2 separate regions of the Homo sapiens genome follow, and region 1 is linked to region 2. The links are chromatin contacts, found by Hi-C or POLR2A ChIA-PET in ENCODE. All regions are on one chromosome and are shown on one strand. Each heading gives the region's core, a stretch centred on a gene start or an enhancer-like site at or near the end of the contact. The rest is flanking DNA. Distances are from core to core; before and after follow the strand shown. Region 1 overlaps ANTXR1 (ANTXR cell adhesion molecule 1). Region 2 overlaps ANTXR1 (ANTXR cell adhesion molecule 1).

The links. A loop is a pair of places that touch in the nucleus more often than their neighbours do. ChIA-PET counts read pairs that join two places held with the same protein, here RNA polymerase II (POLR2A). Pooled maps may share reads with other maps.
Region 1: a map of endothelial cell of umbilical vein shows a loop between it and region 2 (3-fold over the local background). The contact joins two enhancer-like sites. A Hi-C loop is called at or near these places in 3 of 168 maps with a recorded cell type or tissue (IMR-90, endothelial cell of umbilical vein and sciatic nerve) and 3 of 50 pooled maps. POLR2A ChIA-PET finds 5 or more read pairs at or near these places in 1 of 52 experiments (activated CD4-positive, alpha-beta T cell).

The regions. Positions count from the first base shown.
Region 1 is chr2:69,044,984-69,051,437 of GRCh38, reverse strand. The region is part of intron 3 of ANTXR1 (ANTXR cell adhesion molecule 1); the gene reads right to left. Among named protein-coding and RNA genes, the nearest start is that of ANTXR1, 35 kb to the right of the region's middle. Within about 2 kb of position 5,202, at least 3 of the 41 ENCODE cell types and tissues checked have a DNase peak (open chromatin) inside an H3K27ac peak, as active enhancers do.
Region 2 is chr2:69,079,846-69,085,804 of GRCh38, reverse strand. All of the region lies in intron 8 of ANTXR1 (ANTXR cell adhesion molecule 1), which reads right to left. Among named protein-coding and RNA genes, the nearest start is that of MIR3126, 21 kb to the left of the region's middle. Within about 2 kb of position 3,049, at least 23 of the 41 ENCODE cell types and tissues checked have a DNase peak (open chromatin) inside an H3K27ac peak, as active enhancers do.

The DNA.
Region 1 (6,454 bases), core at 3,953-6,452, 37 kb after region 2:
TAGTAAATATAGCTATTAAAAAATTAACAATAATAAGAACAGGACATGTCAAAATGTATAAAATTCAACAACCATATCAGATTTAAAGTACAATTTATACTGTTAAAGCTTTTATTATTTAGAAAGAAATAAAGTATAGTGAATAATCTTTTTTTTTTTTGAGACAGAGTCTTGCTCTGTTGCTCAGGCTACAGTGCAGTGGTGCGATCTCAGCTCACTGCAACCTCCGCCTCCCAGGTTCAAGAAATTCTCGCCTCCCAAGTAGGTGGGATTACAGGTGCGCACCAACATGCCCAGCTAACTTTTATATTTTTACTGGAGATGGGGTTTCACCATGTTGGCCAGGCTGGTCTCAAAATCCTGGCCTCAAGTGATCAGCCTGCCTCAGCCTCCCAAAGTCCTGGGATTATAGGTGTGAGTCACCACACCGGGCAATTATCTTTTATTTCGAGAAACCAGAAAAACTTGCAATATAAGAAGCAGAAGGAAGGAACTAATAATAGTAATAAGATAAAATAATGAATCATAAAATCTAACAATATATAAAACAGAACTGATGAATACATTTAAGAAACAAACCATTAGGTAATCTGAATGGGGCAAATAAGAGAAAAGAAAATAGCTTTATACAATTGGAGGAAAGGGATATAACCAAAGATACAGAAGAGCTTTTGAAAATTAAAAAGATACGTGATAAATTTAAAATGTCAACATATTGGTAATTTCTACTGTTTCTCAAGTTAGAAAACACGATAAAAGCAATAACACAAAAAGCTGAGGTAACTGTCAAAGAGCTTCTTCAATAATAATTTAGGCTTTGATAGTTTTCCTCTGAGTTATATCAAACTTTGAACAAACGTTTGCTCTCTTTATTAGTTAAGCAATTCTGCAGCTTACAGCAAGATTGCCTACTCATTTTTCCAAGCTCATGTAATCCGTTTACTCCCAAACTGACAGAGATTGTATGAAATAAAGCCCCAGAATACTCTCAATATTAAATATTGATAAGTAATATCTTTCAGCTTAAATCAAACCAGAAACACAATAAAAACATAGCAAACCATGATAAAGTTTATTGTAGGAATGTAAGGTTAGTTTTTCATTAGAAAATCTTTTATTTATTTATTTATTTATTTATTTTTGATACAGCACACTCTGTTGCCCAGGCTGGAGTGTATTGGCATGATTACGGCTCACTGCAGCCTTTACCTCCCATGCCTCAATCGATCCTGTCACCTCATTCTCCTGAGTAGCTGGGACCACAGGGGTGTGACAACATGCTTGGCTAATTTTTAATTTTATTTTTTGTAGAGATGGGGTCTCCCTATGTTGCTCAGGCTGGCCTTGAACTCCTGGGCTCAAGCGATCCTCTCACCTCAGCTTCCCAAAGTGCTGAGATTACAGGTGTGAGCCATTGTGCCAGGCCCATTAGGAGAGCTTTTGATTTAAAATTTTTACAGACAGGTCAAAGGAAATAGAAGAAAGATATAACTATTTTGATATGGCAAAAGGGTATTTAATATAACAACTATTTCAGATAAAAAGTTTTAATAATCTCGCATTTGAAGAATCCTTCCTTAACAAAGTAGATAAAATGTATGAAGTTAGCATCCAATAAAATGCATAATTGTAAAACCCAATTGGGAATTAAAGTCTGAAAATTTTAGAATGTAAGAAGATACACAGGAAGATATACTAGCTATAAATATTAGAAAAGAAGACAGAATTAATCACAGATACTACAATCACCTTATTGGAAAACCACTTAAAAATTAACTGGAAAACTATTAGAACTAATAAAATGTTTCATTAAAGTGGTGGGATAAGAAGGCAGATGTGGTGGCTCACACCTGTAATCCCAGCACTTTGGAAGGCCGAGGTGGGTGGATTATTTGAGGTCAGGAGTTAGAGACCAGCCTGACCAACATGGTGAAACCCCGTCTCTACTAAAATGCAAAAATTAGCCTGGCATGGCGGTGTGCACCTGTAATCCCAGCTACTAGGGAGGCTGAGGCAGGAGAATCGCTTGAACTTGGGAGATGGAGGTTGCAGTGAGCTGAGTTCGCACCACTGCACTCCAACCTGGGTGACAGAGCAAGACTCCCTCTTAAAAAAATAAAAATAATAAAAATAAAAGAAATCAACAAAAAACCTGTTAGAAACCTATTGTTTTCCCCAAAACTAATGTTTCTGAAGCTCTTTTTTTGGCAGGGGATGGGGATGGGGGCTGCATGCATGGTCTTTTCTACAGAAAACCCACTGACATGCACGTTTTTGTAAATCATTTTATGGAGTTCAGTAGAAGCCCATGGATCACAAACTATAGGTTCACCAGTCAAGAGTGAAGAATGACAGTTTGGAGAATACAACAGCAAAGCATTTCTTTCACAATGGAGGCAACTTAAAATGCCTGGGAAAAAAATGTTGACAATTAGACTAATTTGAAGAAAAAAACAAAATCGTACTGAGGGACGTAAACGAGACATGGTATATCCCTAAATAAGAAAATAAGTATAGAGAAAATGCAGCGCCATTGCTGCTGAGTTAATCTGTATTTTTCACACAGTTCGAGTGAAAATCCCAGGGATATCTGGGAACATAAAAAATTATTTAAAATGTATGTGGTTGGAAAAATCCAGTAAAGACCAAGGAGATTTTCACCCAAGATTAGAAATGAGGATAGATTGGTCCTCCAGATGTTAAAACTAATTAAAACAATGTGATCCAACTATAGAAACAGACAGAAAAACAGAACAGAATAGAAAATCCAGTAATGAACCCAAGCCTAGCAAAGAGTTTAACTGTTCAAGTTGTTGGTAAAAGATTATTACACAGTGGTGTGGGAAGAACTGGCTAATCAATCGGGGAAAGAAACACTGGATGTTGACCTTGTACCTTATATCATAATAAATTCTAGAAGAAGTACTAATTTAAATAAAAAAGAATCAAAAGTACTGTAAAGAAAGGTAGTAATAAAAAGGACAATGGCAGCCCAATTACAGTTATAAATAGGGGTGCTAAATTTCTGAATAATATTAAAAATACAGAATTCAGATATACATTAAAAGAATATATCATAACCAAATGTATACAGAAATACTAGAATGATCCAATATTTAAAAATGTTTTTTATGACATTCAGTGTACTAGTAGGTAAAGGAAAAATATCACCATCTTAACAAAAGGCAAAATTGCATTTGATTAAATTGAGCATCTATTTTTTTTTAAATGAATAGTTGAACTTCCTTCACGTGGTCTTATTTCTTATTTCTAAATGATGACACATTTGAAGTATTTCAATTAATGTAAGAACAAGACTCTCCTTGGAGTATCCAGGGACTCATATGCAGTAGTTAACATCATTTTATTCTAACAGTACTTAAATTGACATTGTATACTCTATTATACTAAGGAAGTGACCTGCAAACTTTGTTACAATCTATCAACTATTTAAACTGATGAAGCCAGGAAATCTTGGAAGAGCAACATGATACAGTACAAAGTACAGGAGTTGGACCAAATTTAGAATCCAGAATCAGAATACTAATTTGGCAGATTACTAGCTATCTGACCTCGGCAGGTTACCTAAACTTTTTGAACCTCAGTGTCCTTATCTGTAAAATTGAAGTAGCAGCAGCCAAGATAGAGTATGCTTGCTACTGCCTATATCACCTGCTGATTACAACAGAAAAAGCAACCAAGTAGACTGGAAGGTAAACAAAACTGGTGGACTGGGGAGGAAAATTTAAACCTAGAGAAATGACCCACACTACCATGAGGTCCAGAATTTCCCCCCCCAACTCAAGTAGCTGCAAACTCCCCAAATATGGTGACAGACAAGTTTATAGATTCAAGAAGCTCTGCAAAGTCAAAATAGGGTACCCTGAAGGAAAACCATGCCCACACAAATAATCAAACTGCTAAGAACTAAAAAAGAAGAAACTGTGAAAACAGAGAAAAACGACACATTCCATATATAACAATGATTCAAATGACCGCATAGTTCCTTCCCATTAGAAAATAGAGTAACAATGGTTATATGAGGATAAATAAAAAAGGATAAAGTGCTTGCAGATAAAAGACACAAATCGTAGGCATTATTATTCTAATTGGAGTTTCTTTACTATATCTTAACACATTATATTTATTTTCCATTCTATTTTTTCATCTTCTCATAGCTTTACCCTACGTGTATTTGATCCCAAGAACTGAATGCGAATACAGTCATTCCTTGGTATAGGCAGAGGATTGGTTCATGATCCCTGAGTATACCAAATCCATGCACTCAAGTCCTGCAGACAGCCCTGCAGAACCTGCATATACTAGAAGTCAGCCCTCCATATATGTGGATTTTGCATCCTGCGAATACTGTATTTTTGATCTGCATTTGGTTGAAAAATACCTGTGTATAATTGGACCCATTCAGTTCAAAATGTTGTTCAAGGATCAGCCGTATATCTTTGATATTATTTCTTTTGATTTACCCAAAACTTTTGCTGAAATGAAAGTCTTTGCCAATTCATGTCTTGCTTTTGAACAAGTTTTTCTTAATTCTATAAGGTCTCTCAAGTATTATACAGGTATCTTAATGGACCCTTTACTGTTTTATAGGGATATTGTGACAATCAAGTGAGATAGAAAAATACAAATTCCTGTGCCCAACTAAAACACTGCAAGTCATATATTTCAGAAGCAGTACTAGCTTGGAAGATCTGAAAGCCTGATTCTTTTAGCCAGTCTCCTGAGAAAGAGTTTCAGAGAGATCTTGCCCACATTTCTTCCATAGGCTGATGAGGTTGGGGGTGTGTCCATAAACCATGCTGTGCTTTCCCAGCTGACCTAGGCCAAGCAGTCACCACATGAAATCCACACAGCCTTCAGCAAGGCATTTTTGGCTGTTGTTTGATGCACATTTGACCCATACAAAATGCTGCTTCCAGCAAACCAGGGACTCTACCCTCTGTTTTCTCTTCAGAACAGGAAACTAGCAGTAGTGACGTTAAGGTACACAAAAATTAGATTCCCAGTAGATTCAGAGGATGACTAATTCCAACAAGCATAACAAACCACAATGGGTCTGGAAGACTTGGCATTCTGATAGTGTTTATAAATCCCTGACCCCTCTGACCCTGTCAACTTCCCAGAAGCTGTGAGCATTAGCACACAAAGCACCTGCAAGTGATGTGTGAACCTGGTCTCTTGGCCAAACTCTTATGCATGGGGCATGGACAGCATGAAGCTGCACTAGGAAGCCTCGGGTTGTAGGAGGATGTGAAGAACAGGCGAGAGGGGTGTTTAGCTCCCCATCGCAGAACAAAAAACATCTCTGCATAAGGGGTGGCATCATCTAAAGACTGAGCAAGATGAGGAGTCTTGAGATGGCCAGAGACACCTTCTCAGAGCTTCTTAAAATCCTTGGCCAGTATTGAAGGCAAGTCACACAAGTGTCTTGGATTTTATGATTCTCTGTTGAACAGAAGGCAGCAAGGTAAACTGGAAAGAATGTGGAGCCTGGGTCTGGTCTGGGTTCTGTTTGCTATTCTTGGGAAGGTGACATGGCCTCAGTTTCTCCTTCTGTTAATAAGGGATCAGAAACTCCTGTTTTTTTGAATGAAATGCATGCATATAGTAGATCAGGTTGAAGGAGTAACAGGATTTGAAAACTCCTACATGGTACAGAGCACTCTTTCTGTTACAAATCCTAACAAAGTCATGGGAAAAAAAATAGGGACTAGCTCAAGTTTGCTGACTTCAGCTAGAAAATTTTACTCTGTCCTGTTAGTCCTATATTCATTTCTATAAGAACGTTAGAGAATAAAGTCTTCCTGCCCCCCCTGTACTGGCCCTTCCTCCTTTTCTTTTTCCAACACATCCATATATGAGTCTCCCAATAATCCCACATGTGTTCCCCATGGTGCTTCTCTCATGTGGGCCATCTCACTATTTAAAAAGTGTACAATTTCATAAATGGGGGAAGACTATCCTCTCCACTCTCTAGTATACCATCCTAACTATGAATAAATGACATGACTCTGTTATTGCTAGTTTTCATCTGCAAGTAAAATGTGGCAAATCCTAAAATACTTTTGTTAAGCTAGATCTACCTAGTTTAACTTCTTTGTATCAACAACATTCTTTTACACTATTTAAATTTCCTTTTATTTTGTGGTACCATAAGCCCTCCCTTTCTACTCCCTTCCTGGGTAATTATGAACAGTAAATATTTCAAGCTCTTACCTGTCTCACAGTGCACTTGTATCTGAAACCTTAATCCAAAATAAGTCTAACTTAAGTAAAAGAAAATATAGTCCCCCAATAATATGGTTTGCCAACATTTCGCTCCAAGTTAGCAGATGGAATCAACAATCAAATGTGAGATTTATCTTAATGTAATTTCATCATTTATAAAATTTCACCAATATCAGGAAATTCTATCAAAAGTAACTGAAGAGTG
Region 2 (5,959 bases), core at 1,800-4,299:
GACCAATGAAATATCTCTATATCCATGCACATTTTAATGTAAACTGCCATCCTTTAGATAACTTATCCTAGTTTATAATTTACAGTGTTTTTTTTTTATTGTTTGGTCACTGTCTTCTTAGATTATAAACTCTACAAGGAGAAGGACTGGGTTTGTTTTTACTTATTATATTCACAATGACTAGCCTGGCACATAGTAGGCATTAAATAAATATTGGATAAATAAATGAATAAATGACACACTTCCTGCACGTCTTAATAAACTGGCATTGTAGCATATTATGTATTAATCTCCCTTTCCCCCTATAAGTGTAACCTCAGGGTCTTCTGAATACAAGTCCATATGCTGCATCTTGTAATACTCCCCTCGTCTGATTAAGTACCACCATCTTTGGGGACTTGCTGCCTTCCCAAGAGGCCAATTTCAACACCTCATTTTTAAAAAATTGCTTACCTTAAAAAAAAATGTTGTAGGCATATCATAATCCCCTGTATTAGGTCGGCCGCTTTGTAAAGGCCTCAACCCCTTTTCTTGGGAAAAACATAGAGAACTGTAGTTGGCAGGTGGGGCCCAGCCTCCCACAGAAGCGCCACAAACATTATTACAGCTGATGGCAGAAAGCACATTGGATAAGCCTGGGGATAGCCAGGCAGCTTGGGACACACAACTGGCTCAAACACATCTTCAGGACTGTCAATGTTGTCCCCATGAATTTTGAAATGATTTAATCTCTAATTAATAAAATGTTTAAAAAGTTGCCCCGTCTCTACTAAAAATACAAAAAATTAGCCAGGTGTGGTGGCAGGCGCCTGTAGTCCCAGCTACTCGGGAGGCTGGGGCAGGAGAATGGTGTGAACCTGGGAGGCAGAGCTTGCAGTGAGCCGAGATAGCGCCACTGCACTCCAGCCTGGGCAACAGAGCGAGACTCTGCCTCAAAAAAAAAAAAAAAAAAAAAAGTTGCCTTTTCTAACTAAATTCTCCACACTTTAATAGGCACACATATTGTTAACCATGGACATTACCCCAGATCCATGTCAGTTCTATAGAATCTGACTTTAAATAAAAATGGAATATGGCCACGTGCAGTGGCTCATGCCTGTAAGTCCAGCATTTTGGGAGGTGAAGGTGAGAGAATTGCTTGGGGCCAGGAGTTTGAGACCAGCCTGGGCAACATAGCAAGACCCCATCTCTAAAAAAAAAAAAAAAAAAAAAACTTTACAAATACAAATATGGAATATTATACACACGTATTTCTGGGATTCATATATGATTTTATGTACACTAATACACTATACCAAATACATTATACCACGCTTACATGCAACAAAACACATTTTGAAGCAGTTTGTGTATCTTAAACAATAAAGCTTATTCTTAAAACATGCCAAAGTTTTTGTCTGAGGGAGGGCACCCCACTCACTTAAATAGATGCTACTCTGTTAGTTTCACACTCAATGAGAATCCGATCCAAAGGAGTGTAGGATAAACAAGGTTCTAAAAGTAGGAAATTCATTTGTTTCCCCACTAAACCACTTTCTTCTCATGTCTGCAGGAGAAAAGCTCAGAGAGCTGGGAACTTCAAAATGTGGTTTATTTAGTAAGATGAGCAGACTGGAAAAGTGAGTGGCCTTTCTTGGGAGCTGATTTCGTTCTAAAATTCTGCTGTTGCTTTTATAGTGGGTCTCAGCAGATTCCTCAATATAGGAGGAGGGGCTGCAGGAAGAATAGGAATGATCTGAGGATTAACTGAACATGCCCCTCTGCAATCTTTGTAGCCTGTTCAAGCTCTGGGAATTCTTGTTCAATTTGGACTTTTTAATAAGCTGAATAGAAATAATAGTGTAGGAGAAATGCCTGGTCTGAGTGTCTGCAAAATCTGAGTCTAATTAATGACTGCTGAGGCAAAAGATTTTTTTGAAAAAAGATTCTCTGCCCACTACAGAAATTACAATTGATTCTATTTATGTTTCGTATCCAAGCCTGCTAATGTGAATGGTGCCCAGAATGCCATGTTTTACAGATGCAATCTTGGAAGAGAGGGGAGGGGAGAGGCTGAGGGGATTTTACAAGAAACGGAGCCACAGACTGCCCTCTTGTTGTGCAGTGTAGGTCTTCCCTGGGTCACAAAAGCTCTATGGTACTCTGGGTTGCTTTATAATTAATAAATATGCAAAGCACAGGGCTGCATATCATGGGAAATATGACACATAGGGCAGTCTTTGGGATTGCACAACTTAGCATGTGACCAGGAGGAATGGCAGAGGCATGGAACAGATCCACATGCCAAGCAAGAGCTTCAAAAAATTGGTGCCACTGGAGTCCAAGGCAGGGAGAGCTCATGGAAGAGGAGAGAGCAGGGCAGGCTTTGTAGAGATGGGAAGACTGAAGGGTGCCTTTGGACAGGATTCAGATGGGGCGAAGGAAGGGAAGGAGGTTGCCTCCAGTGACCAACAAGCCTGATTTATGAGAAGAGCTGCTGCTGCTGAAATGTGCCTCCCCATCTGCTAGCCCTGGAAAAGGGATTAGTTCAATAAGGCAGACACTTTCCAGGACTTTGGGAATGTGACATGAATTCTGATCACAGGAAAACCCTTTGCAGTTCCTGTTGGGGTCTTGGAAGAGTAGCTGGGAGGCAAGCCTGGAAGACAGATTTCACCTTTTATCACAGCTTTGTTAGGGCCTGGGCCAGATTAGGGGATTACATTGCTTCCCATGAGTGGAAGGGACAAATCAGCACAGGATCTGGTTTTCATAAATAAAATAAATTTATATATACCATGGAATAGATTGATTCCTCGGTTCCGTTGATCTCACAGTTTCCCTGATAACAAGGATGGTCATGCCACAGCTTGCGAGAAATCCTTGCAAACATAGTTGTGTTTGCTCAATGCTTGTTGTTTATTGTTGATCAAACATGCAGAAAGCTCTATGTGCTGACTCACTCTCCTTAACAGGAAGCCTGATGTCGGCTTAAATATTTATTCGAGGGAAATTCTCCTAGATGGAGATGGCTTGGTGCCAGCAGCTGTGGGCTCTCCTTTTCAGACAGTGTCCTTGGTTTCAGGCACCACCCTCAGTTGCACACCAAGTGGGGATAGCTGGGAGGAGGAGCTGGCATCACGGTAACCAGGCCGAGTGTTGGGATTCAAAGCTGCTGACCCATCTCGGTGTTATCTGAACCCAGCTTTTATGCGGGTTCCTGTTTCACTGCCTGAAACACTTTTGAAAAGGCAAGCAAAGACCCAGGAGCCTTGCTGGACCTTTGCTTCATACTTTTGCTCGAGGGCTGGTGCTAAATTCACCAGTTGTGGTCGGTGGAAATTCCCTGAAGAAGCCACAATATGAGAAGGCACAGGAATAGTTTCTTCCTTTACAGTGTTACTGGCTTCAAGGGCTACAATCTTCCAGCCATCCAGACTTCTTCTTGTAATTTTATCACCATATTCTGCAGAAGCGAGTGGGAAAACTGTCGTGGTGCTCAGAGGTAGAGTCCTGTGCAAGTGTGGAAGGGGAGATGTTCCTTGCAGCCTGTGTCAATTCTCCAGCTTCTCAGGACGATGGTACTTCATCCGTTGGGCAGTAATGATTTCTGGAGGTGGTCTCTACCTGGTAGTAAGAGGCAAAGTGCTCCCCTGCCCATCCACGGTGTATTCAGATCAGGCCACATGGATTCTGGTCTTGCCTCTGTCAAGCCAGTTCACGTTTTCAGTCCTCAGTGTCTTCCTCTCTGAAATGGAGCTACTTCCTGGCCTGCCTGCATTGTTTAGTAGAACACAGTGGGCATTCACATCGTGGGCATTAGAAAGACTTGAGTCTATTCGGGATCACTACTCACTGTGCTGTGTGGCCTTGGACAAGTTGGTGAATCTCTCTGAACTTTTAGTATCTACTTCTATAAAAGGGGTAATGATTTCTACATCAAATGGCACCTGTGAGGATTCAAGGAGATGATTATGTGAAATGATTTGCACAGTACCTGGCACATAGTACGAACTCACTGAATGGTGGTTTTGATTATTTTTAGCTTCCTAAGAAAATAGAGGTAGGAAAAATCATGGGCTCTAGAGTCAAGGAAAAAGTGGGTTCTAACCCTGCTTTCCCCCTTAGGGCTGTGTGGTCTTGGGCAGGTTATCTGAGCTTCAGTTTCTTCATCTGTAACATTGGAATAGGAATATTTATTTTGCAGCATTGTTATGATTTTTAAATGAAATAATATTATATGGGAAAAAGGGATAATGTCTGGTTCCAAAGTAAGTTCTCTACAGCTGTTAATTTCCTTCTGCCCTTTTCCTATCCCTCTCAGTTAAGAAACTAAAATGGAAAACAAGTGGGAACATTTTGAAAAAATCTGACACATAAGTACTTCCTCTTGAAGGAGAGAGGATTGAAGAACAGTGGAAAGATCAAAACATGAGCATCAGATTGAGGAAGCAGAGCATCTGGGGATTTGATGAATCCAAGCCCTGGGCAACTGGCTTCTGGTAATCCAGTGGTGATTTTCCATTTCCTCAGACATTTATGGCCAAATGTCATGAAAAGAGCAGAATCTTTGGAACCAGAGCTGAGTTCAAATTCCCCACTCCACCATTATAAGAGGGCAGACCTGAGGGCAGTTTCTCCAACCTTCTTGCACCTCAGTTTCCTCATCTATAAAATGGGGATAATAAATCCTTCTTCAGAGAGTGGTGGTTAAGTGCCTGGCAGAGGCGCTAATAGAGAGAACGTGTTCAAGTCATAGTGAGTTTTCTTCTTCAAAGGCCGAAATGCTATTGATTCTGAGTGCCATGATGTCTAGATTTCCTGAGTCTTGATTTCAAGCCTGATTGCTCTATTGTCAGACTCTGTACCTAGCTATAGTTTCCTATTGTCCTTGGATTTAGCTTCTGCCTGCTTCTTCATGTCATCTTCTGCCTTTCTTCACTTTAAGCATTGGTCTTTCATTCTCCTATGCACTGTACTGGGCCGTGCTCTGCCAAGAACATTCTATCCATGCCCTTCCAATGGATGGCTCCATTACGTCCTTCAGTTCATCTCTTCAAAGGAACCTGGGTTCTTTGTCAACCCTTTTACTCTTAATCTCATGGCCATGTTATTTCTTTTATTCCTGTTATCACAATTTTAATTCCACATGATTATTTATTTACTTGTTTTTAATGTGTCTCTCCCACTGGATTGTAAGCTCTACCAGGACAGAGCCTCTACCTGCTTTAGTTGTTACTGAATGGTCAGAGCCTGCCATAAAAGATTTTCAATAAGTATTTGATGTATGAATAAATACTAGCCCCTGCATATTAATTTAAGGTTTAAAAATATGAGCATTATGGGCAGAAAACTTTGTGAAGAATTTGAGCTTATCAGAAGCTGCTCTGCAATCTTATTTTGGATAATTAAGCCCAGTCCTATTTTATTATGAGAAAATAACCAGCCACAAAACAACATTCATGGGAACAAGCTGGGATAGAGGCTTCAGATGGGGGGGAAATTGAGAGTTTTCTTTTCAGTATCCAAAAGGGGAAATGAATCTACTTCTTAAAAATAGTTAGCCAACTTTTAGGCCGTAATTATTTCTGTCTGATTTAAGAAAGATGAGCTCGCTCTACTTGTCCCTGTTTCTCTGTCCAAGCAAACGAATGAACAACTGCCATAAACATGGGTTTCGAGTACTGGAAGGATCAAAACCACTAGCATAACTCACAGATAAAAGCTCACAGGAATGTTATCATTCAGCTAAAAGTTTGGAGACTAAAGTCTCAAATTAGTTTTCTTTCTATTTTGAACGATAGTTTCGCTAAAATTTCTTAAAGATCTTTGCAGTTATTTCCATTTGGGGATGGAGGAAGTTTTACAAACATTTGGGCTCATGTTGAGCTTGGGTGAGTTGCTAAGGCTGATGTATTCAAGGACAACACTGATTTATGCATACAAAAAGAGTCCAATCATCTATGTGGGAAACAACACT